Regions from separate parts of the Homo sapiens genome. Here region 1 is linked to region 2. Evidence: chromatin contacts called from ENCODE Hi-C or POLR2A ChIA-PET data. All regions are on one chromosome and are shown on one strand. Each heading gives the region's core, a stretch centred on a gene start or an enhancer-like site at or near the end of the contact. The rest is flanking DNA. Distances are from core to core; before and after follow the strand shown.

Region 1 (4,223 bases), core at 1,494-3,993, 1.4 Mb after region 2:
GTCTTGACATTGGTTCAGGAATCGGTCTTTGGGAAGTGCCATCAACTATATTTTTATTGGTTTCACATTTGAGGGAGCCTCCCTAAGACAGCAAGTACAACAGTGGTAGCAGTGGAAAGGGAAAGCCTGGCAGAGTATTGTCAGCTGAGAAACAGAAAAGTAGCAACAGCCATCTTATTTTTGCTCCACTGAGCACATTTCACCACTCAGACCATGGTGATGAGAGTCACATTTCTGATGGGAGGAGGAGGAAGAACCAATAGCTGGCTCCCTGGCTCTGACCCCTTGAGTTGAGACACATCCTTATTTACTCCAGGCTATTCATGCTTCAGATTCAAACAATTCCTTCCCAAAAGCTTTTCCAAGTGTGGCCTGTGGCCCATGGGTGAAAAGAGAAGTCCTGATCTAGAAAAATCATGTCCATTCATGGGTGGCATTCCACAGACTAAGGGTGTCTTACAGTAACTTCTCAGGGGTGTTATTAAAAGTTCCTAAGCCTGGGCACAGTGGCTCATGCCTGTAATCCTAGCACTTTGGGAGGCCGAGGCGGGTGGATTGCCTGAGCTCAGGAGTTCGGTGAAACCCCATCTCTACTAAAATACAAAAAATTAGCCAGGTGTGGCCTGTAGTCCCAGCTGCTCAGGAGACAGGTGAATCGCTTGAACCCAGGAGGCAGAAGTTGCAGTGAGCCGAGATCGCACCACTGCACTCCAGCCTGGTTGACAGCAAGACTCTGTCTCCGAAAAAAAAAAAAAAAAAAAAAAGTTCCTAAATTTAGCCTGTATTAGTGTTTGCCGAGCATTCTAATGTGTTCAACTGAGAAATCTGCCACAGAGTCTTTGGCAACCCTGGCCAGTTCTCTCTGTATGTGCTGATAGGTTTTAGGAGGGTTGTTTTTTGGGCATCCTAAAATGTCTCAAGCTGGTTGTGGTTTTTAATTACTGCCACACTTGTATTAATTGGAAGTTTGTAGAATTCCTGTTATGCTTAAATTGGGTGGAAATTTTGTTATTACATAATGGTTGCATTGTTGCCATTTTAATTACTGCTTAGCCTCTTTTGAGTTCTTTGTTAATTGGCAGGCTGTTTTTCCTCTGGAAAGCAGGACTGGGTGGAGAAGTTGTATGAAGTTGTGGCTGAGTACAGACTCTACTGTGCTCTGCCTAAATCGAATCCTGGCTCTGTAATTTGCTAGTATGTAACCTTTGGAAAGTTAATTAACCCATATGATGCTATGAAATAGAGGCAGGTGTAGTACCCCATAGGCTTGAGGATGAAATAAAATCATTCGTTTAAACGCTTAGTATGGTGTTTGGCACATAATTGATAGTGAAAAAGTGGTTGGTGGCAGGTGGCTATTTTTATGTTTGATTGCTGTTTTAAAAAAGATTAAGAACCATTGATTTAAACGTTGACCTTAGATTGTCTCCTTTCCTTTCCCTTCATCTCTTAATTAGTTTCAGTTGGTTATATTACATTGCCAACAAGACCAATGCCACAGGGTCCCTCAAATGACATTTCCCATCCTTAGCCATTTATCCCATAGGGGATACATTTCCATCACCAGAAGAGGCTTTTTGTTTTGTTTTTTTAAACACAAAGTGGGAAGAGAAGGAAGGAGGAAAATGACAGTGATGAAGATGAAAGTTAATCCTTATAGAATGTTCAATAGGCCATAGAATTTACATTCAGTGCTGTGTTGAATATTGTATATCTATGATTCCATTTAATTATTACAACAATCCTAAGTGGTGGAGAGTGTTACTATCCCCCTTTTTCAGATGGCAAGACTGAGGTCTAGGGATGATAACTGATGTGCATGTTAGCCAATAAACAGTAAAGTTGGACTTTGAACCTAAGCAGTAGATTACTACAAATCTGTCGCCACTGACAGACACAATTCAAAAGAGCAAGCTGTTTTGATTCTAGTGATGGTGGACCCACTTTGTCATGCAGAGGAGATGAGATGATATTCGATGGTGTAGAACCAGCCTGTTGTTTTAAGATGTTGACACATTGCCTTATTCAGTGTGTCTCCACATTGGTACATCAGGGGAACAGCCAGGTGGGAGGAGACTTGGAGAAAACCTCAGGGGATCATAGAGTTTGGATGTGCATTTGGGTAAAGATGGTGCAGTTTAGAGAGGAGCATCAGTTTTAAACAAATTTCCTTATGAACCTATTTCCCCAGCATCTTTATTTTGTCCAGATTTTGATCCAAAGTGTGGTATGGCTAAGCTCTAATGCAGCTGTGTGTGAAAGGGAAAAGTTAGATTGTTTTGTCAAATTTTTGCTTTACTTATGTCTTTAATATCTACATTTGAAAAACAAGCCTCTCTGTTTTCTCAGTATGGCTTGGATAATGGTAATAAAGGTACTCATAGAAAAATTCTGGGAATCCAGATGACTCTGTGTATTCTCTGTTAATTCTGTAGGGACATGTAAACTGAACTGGCTCAGCAGTGAACAGAATTTATTGCAAAATCACATCTTGGTGCAGAGGAAGCATATGAAGGCTTTCCTCGCCCTCCTTTGATTTATTAAATTGTACTTTCATTGCAGCTTCTGGGTAAGGACTCAGAATTGCAGTGCCCTGTGATTTGTATCAAAGAGCTACTCTCCCCCCCTGGTGTTTATCGTCAGGATCGAACCCTGTGGTTCAGAGAGAATATGAAGTGTTACTTCTATACTAGATGCCAGCTGGTTGCATGGGTTGGTGGTAAATACTCCAGGCTAGAATCAGAAGGCTGTTCCCAGTTTCATTTTCTTTCTGACTCAGGGCAAGTTCTTCCTTCCGGTGATTCACCTGCCCAGCTGCCCACAACATCTCACCTTTATCATCGTCAGCATCATCATCGTCGTCATTGTCATCATCGTCATCACAATGACTTATTGATCATGTGGTTAGTGGTTAAGTGCTTGGGCTCTGGAGACAGACCGTGGGAGTTCCTGTCTGGACTCTGCCCATTTCCAGCTGTCTGACCTTGGCCATGTGACCTAACTTCTCTAATGCCTCAGTTTTCTCATCTCTGTGAAAGGAATAATTAGGCTGGTATGAGAACCGAATAAGACAATGCACACAGAATGCTTGGCATGATGTCTGGCACATGGCAGGGGTTTTGTCATCATCATCATTATTAATTTCTATCTGTCATAATTATTCTTTAATGATTCTTAGATGGACCGTGATAAGATAAAGTAAACACATGTAATTTCTCTTCTTCAGAAGCATATACTTGAAAATAGATACTTGTTGGCACGGATCTTTAACAAATCTTCATATACAATGGTCAGTAGAAACTAGACTATACCTACATCAAAGTATAGAAACCCAAAGGAGATAATGTTCCCAAGTTTTAGAGTACTCAGATAGAGCTTAGCTTCAGTTGGGTTGTTGAAGGTGCATTAACTGTTTCAGTCTTCTGAGGAGCCACAGATCAGGCATTTAGTGCCCCTTGTCCGCTTGGGTTGCTCCTGGAGAGTTGAGTTCTATTGTATTAAGGTAGATGCTCTCAAGAGGCTTACCTGAAAGCATATAAATTTGAGATTGCTAATCATAAGACAAAGCTATGGTCAAAGTGATCTTTCAGGACATTGCTCTTGCCTCTGAACCTCAGTCTGATGCTAGTGGGCAACTGTGAGATCTGTAGAAGAAGGATAGCCCAGAGCAGACTGACCATTTCTAAAGGGTGAATTGCATGCTCTTTGCTTCTGTCAGTATAGAAGGTATTTATGAACCATAATACCAACCACTGGAGTGACTTGGTAGTGATATACATTTGCCACTGCCTAGAAAGGTAAAAGGGTATTGGAACATCCTTTTAGAGGCAAGATAGAATAGTACACCACTGACCAGCTCTGTGTCCTTAGACAAACTGTGTAACCACTCTGGGTCTCAGGTTCCATATCTCTAAAATGTGAATAATACTAGACCTCATCCATATGGTGGTTGCAAGGATTAGATGTTGCCATGTGTGGTGCTTGGTAAGTGCTAGGTAAACAAAACCATTCCTGCTTAGTGCTGTGACTGAGCCACCATCTGGTTGCTTCCCCACCCTGGGCCTTCTTTGTTGGGCCCTGTAGTCACAAAGTCCTGGTAAGCAGGATTTGTTAGCTTCATTTCAAAACTCATTCTCTTTGGCTCATTAACCCAAACCAGACAGAGATTAACAGCCTGGCCTCAGAGGAGCAGGTGAGTACATGTTTCTGGTGCCTTTGACTCA
Region 2 (4,021 bases), core at 1,079-3,578:
AGGATCTTGAATTCAGTTACCATTGAGGCCTGATCTAGCTTTGCCACAAAAAAAAATTTTTTTTTTTGAGACGAAGTCTCACTCTGTTGCCTATGCTGGAGTGCAGTGGCGCAATCTTGGCTCACTGCAAGCTACGCCCCTGCGTTCAGACCATTCTCCTGTCTCAGCCTCCCGAGTAGCTGGAACTACAGGCGCCCATCACCTCACTCGGCTAATTTTTTGTATATTTAGTAGAGACGGGGTTTCACCGTATTAGCCAGGATGGTCTTGAACTCCTGACCTCGTGATCCACCTGCCTTGGCCTCCCAAAGTGCTGGGATTACAAGCGTGAGCCACCACGCCTGGCCTTTGCCACAAAATTTATCACATTTCCACTAAAGGAATGTAAAGTCAGGGTAAGCTTTTAAAAATCGACCACAGTTTCAGTCTTCCTATCTCTAGGGTTCTGTTGTCTCAGAGGACTAGTATGAAGAATAAATAATAAAACAGATATAAAGCACTTTGTTTTGCAAAGTACTTTGTAAAAGTTAAATAATATATGATGGAACCACTGAAACTGGCTAGTTTCCCTTCTTCAATTCCCACTCCTTAAACAGAAGTCAGTCAGAACTAAAGAAAATGAAATAATGGACAACTTTAAATGCACAGAAGAACTTTCCCTTCCATTTTCAAGGAATGGCCCAAAGACAACAGCAATTGAATCAACATTTCATCTAGCATTTACAGAGAAACAAACTAGATTCTGACATCACCACTTATTGGTGCCTGCAGCCTACACAGGCGTTGTGTAGAGTTGGAGTACCCACTTCAAAAAGAAAATAAAGGAAAGAAAAAGGGTACCTCAGAGGAAAGGAAGTCTAGAAGAGGGGCACAAAATGACCAGGAATTTAAAAATATAAACTATAAACCTAGAAAAGCTAAATGTGTTTAAGGGAAAGAAGGCTGAAGATTACCTAGCAGTCCCCAGAAATGGAAATGATAGGCTCATGTTCTCCATGACCACTGAGGAAAAAGTGCTGAAGGATTAGGTAAGACTGTAGCAGCTCCTCCATTTGGTTCAGAGTGCCTCAGCAGCCCCACAGCTAAACTAAGCACTGGAGAGTTAAACTCATTAGTTCCACAATGTATACATATATCAAAACATCATGTTGTATACCATAAACAATTTGTATGTCAATTATACCTCAATAAAGCTGAGAAAACATAAATAAATAATAAACTTGTTAGAATTCATACAACAGCCAACAAAGGAAACATAGTAAAAGACAGTCCAATATCTTTTATTCCTAATTAAAAGAGTTCTATCAATCTACCCCTGCCTTCCAAAATCAGCATCTTTTTCCTAACCCCACCCGGGAACAATGAAAGATTCTAGGCAGTGGCCAGTGTCAAGCACAAGTTAGAAATGCCGTATAAAGAACAGTAGTAACTGTAGTCCATTCTGTATTTCAATAATTTGCTTATAAATTTGAAATAATTTACTTATAAATGTAAAGCAACTAACTTAATGTCCTGCACAACTGTCTAAAACTGTTGGTGAGTCTGCTTTCCAATAAACCTTATTTCCCAATTATAATTAAAATGAGGGGAAAACTATCTTAATATTAGAATTGGATCCTCTAACAGGTCCAAAGTATCACTTCTCTAATAGTTCAAGAAGGCAAGTACCTTGGGGAAAGGGAAAAAGTAACTTTTTGCCTACAGCTCAGCTCATCCTAAAGCCCTGCAACTGGCAGCCGGCATCCTAGGTAGTTGATAGCCCAGAGGGAAGGAGGAAAGGCCACGCTGGTATCACTATTCCAGCACAGCAGAACAGGTAGAAACCGGGCTGAGGATGCTGCATTCCTCCAAGTCCATCCATACAAACTGCCAGTCCTTGCACTATAAAGCACACATGGTTTGGGCAAACAAGCTGCCAACAGAGAAAGTGCTCAGAGTCTGGAAGTCCTACTTTCCTATCAAGTATCACAAGGTGTAGCAGGCACACCGGTATCTTCTGCTGTTCAGAAGGTGAAAGCCAGCATGCATAGTCTGTCATTTGGTGACAGAACAGTAAGCAAAGCTTCCTTCCTTTCAAACATTCTAAGGTTCCAATACAACTTTTGAATACATATACAGGAAACAAAACATAATGTTAACCAATTTTTCCAAAATTTCAACATATTTCTCAAGCTTCAAATATTGATACTTGCTCTTCCTTTCTTACTAGGCCTCTCCCTCTGCTGCCTAAGCTTAGAGAAGACTATGATCACTCCTTTAAAAAAAGGGGTGTTGTCCATTCATTTAGAAATAGTCAGTGACTCAGGAATGCTGTTTCCCAATCGCCGTAGCAACTGTCTTCTCCTCCCATGTTATGATGTGAGTAGCAGGACATCTACTCTTCCTCAAGGGTGGGCATGTGTGTGACACACCCAAAGCCTAGCAGACAGCAGGAAGTTTCTGCAACTGCTACCGCTTCTACATACAGGCACCAAGTATGAGGACACCTTGTTTTAAATCCCATTCCTAAAGTCCTTTCATTTCTAAATAATCTCTTTTTTGTATCCTCACACCACTCCTGAATACCCAGAAATAATCCTACCCCTACTGACAACCGCTTAACTAATCCAAAAATTATACTACTACTCAATAAGCCAGACTTGATCCTACGAAACCACAGAAAATATTTTTTGGCCCGGTACACATTCAGAATAAGATTTTGAAAAAATCTTAGGGAGGAGGGGAGATGAGCATGAAGATGAAATCTTATTATTTCTCTACCACCAGAAATATAAGTGTTAAAATAAGGTTGTTCTGATACTTCTAGCAATTGTACTTGTGTTGAACTATGTTCTAACACAAACACACACAGAATTTCATGCCAAAGTACTTAGGATCTAAAGAAACTTCCATATATCATGTACTGTTCTCTTTGGTTCTAACCATTAAAAAAAATTAATTTCTGAAAAACAAAGTATGGGACTGTTTTACTCTTTTTATATACATTTGTATTTTCTTAGAAAAAAACTATCACTTTTAGAATACACATACATTTCCATTTCAAATTAAGGTGGCAATTTTCAAAGATTAGAAAGCTGGAAAATTTTTATGACACTATTTTAAAAGCAAAAAACATCTGTAAACTATAAAGGCAATGTTGTAAAAATATTTGTGCATAGAGATAATGACTAAAATATACAAAGACTGTAAAATAAAAATGAAAAATAGAAATTTAGGGTTCTTACGTATTGTTTCAAAAATATATATGTGTTTTCAAAAAAAAAGCACACACAAAAAATCATTAGCACATCATCTAAAAGCAAAACATCATCATCCAATTACCATAGGCAAAATGCCTATCAGTATTTACTCTTCTCCAGTGGTATTTTGCTTAAGGAAACACTCCTGACAAGGCACAGTTACAAAGTTTAGGTATGACAATGCAATGTGAGAAAGAATACTGAGAAGAATATTAGTGGAGTCTAAAACCTAGGTCATCTAATTACACGACTTTGAGCAACTTAATACCACTAGGCCTCAGTGTCCTCCTAATTTTAAGAGGCTGGGTCAGATCATTTCTAGGGTCTCTTCCGACTCCTTAAAGACTATACTTAGGTACTACTGCTCTTTTTGAGGGCAGCCCAATGCCTGCTGCTTGCCTGATAATACATATCCTACAGTGGCTTCTCACCACTTCTTCTTGCGGTTTCAATCACAGGAAACAGACGTCACCCACAGACCTAGAAGTAAGTAACGAACAGCCCTGGCGGATGCAAAGAGCTGCCAACTAAGACCAACTCCCATCTTTTAAAAATACAAGAATCAAGAAAGAAATCACTAGAGACCTCTAAGCCTGACACACATCTTTCACAAAAACTAAGAAAACTAAAAATATCCCTCTAGGCCCCATGCAAAATGAAATAATTTTAGAATAGTCCAAAACTATTTTGCTTCTATTGCCAAATGAAGGAACTGAAGGAATTCTTATAGCTCTGGGTGGGAGTATATGTGCTTATGAAAAAAATGGTGCACTCCTACTGCC

The links. A loop is a pair of places that touch in the nucleus more often than their neighbours do. ChIA-PET counts read pairs that join two places held with the same protein, here RNA polymerase II (POLR2A). Pooled maps may share reads with other maps.
Region 1: a map of naive thymus-derived CD4-positive, alpha-beta T cell shows a loop between it and region 2 (4-fold over the local background). The contact joins two enhancer-like sites. A Hi-C loop is called at or near these places in 2 of 168 maps with a recorded cell type or tissue (naive thymus-derived CD4-positive, alpha-beta T cell and posterior vena cava) and 3 of 50 pooled maps. POLR2A ChIA-PET finds 5 or more read pairs at or near these places in 1 of 52 experiments (T-cell).

What each region holds. Positions count from the first base shown.
Region 1 is chr5:143,006,453-143,010,675 of GRCh38, forward strand. The region is part of intron 11 of ARHGAP26 (Rho GTPase activating protein 26); the gene reads left to right. Among named protein-coding and RNA genes, the nearest start is that of ARHGAP26-AS1, 140 kb to the left of the region's middle. RefSeq lists an enhancer at 2,303-3,502. Within about 2 kb of position 2,744, at least 8 of the 41 ENCODE cell types and tissues checked have a DNase peak (open chromatin) inside an H3K27ac peak, as active enhancers do.
Region 2 is chr5:141,602,168-141,606,188 of GRCh38, forward strand. The region is part of intron 1 of DIAPH1 (diaphanous related formin 1); the gene reads right to left. Among named protein-coding and RNA genes, the nearest start is that of DIAPH1, 15 kb to the right of the region's middle. RefSeq lists an enhancer at 3,469-3,548. Within about 2 kb of position 2,329, at least 26 of the 41 ENCODE cell types and tissues checked have a DNase peak (open chromatin) inside an H3K27ac peak, as active enhancers do.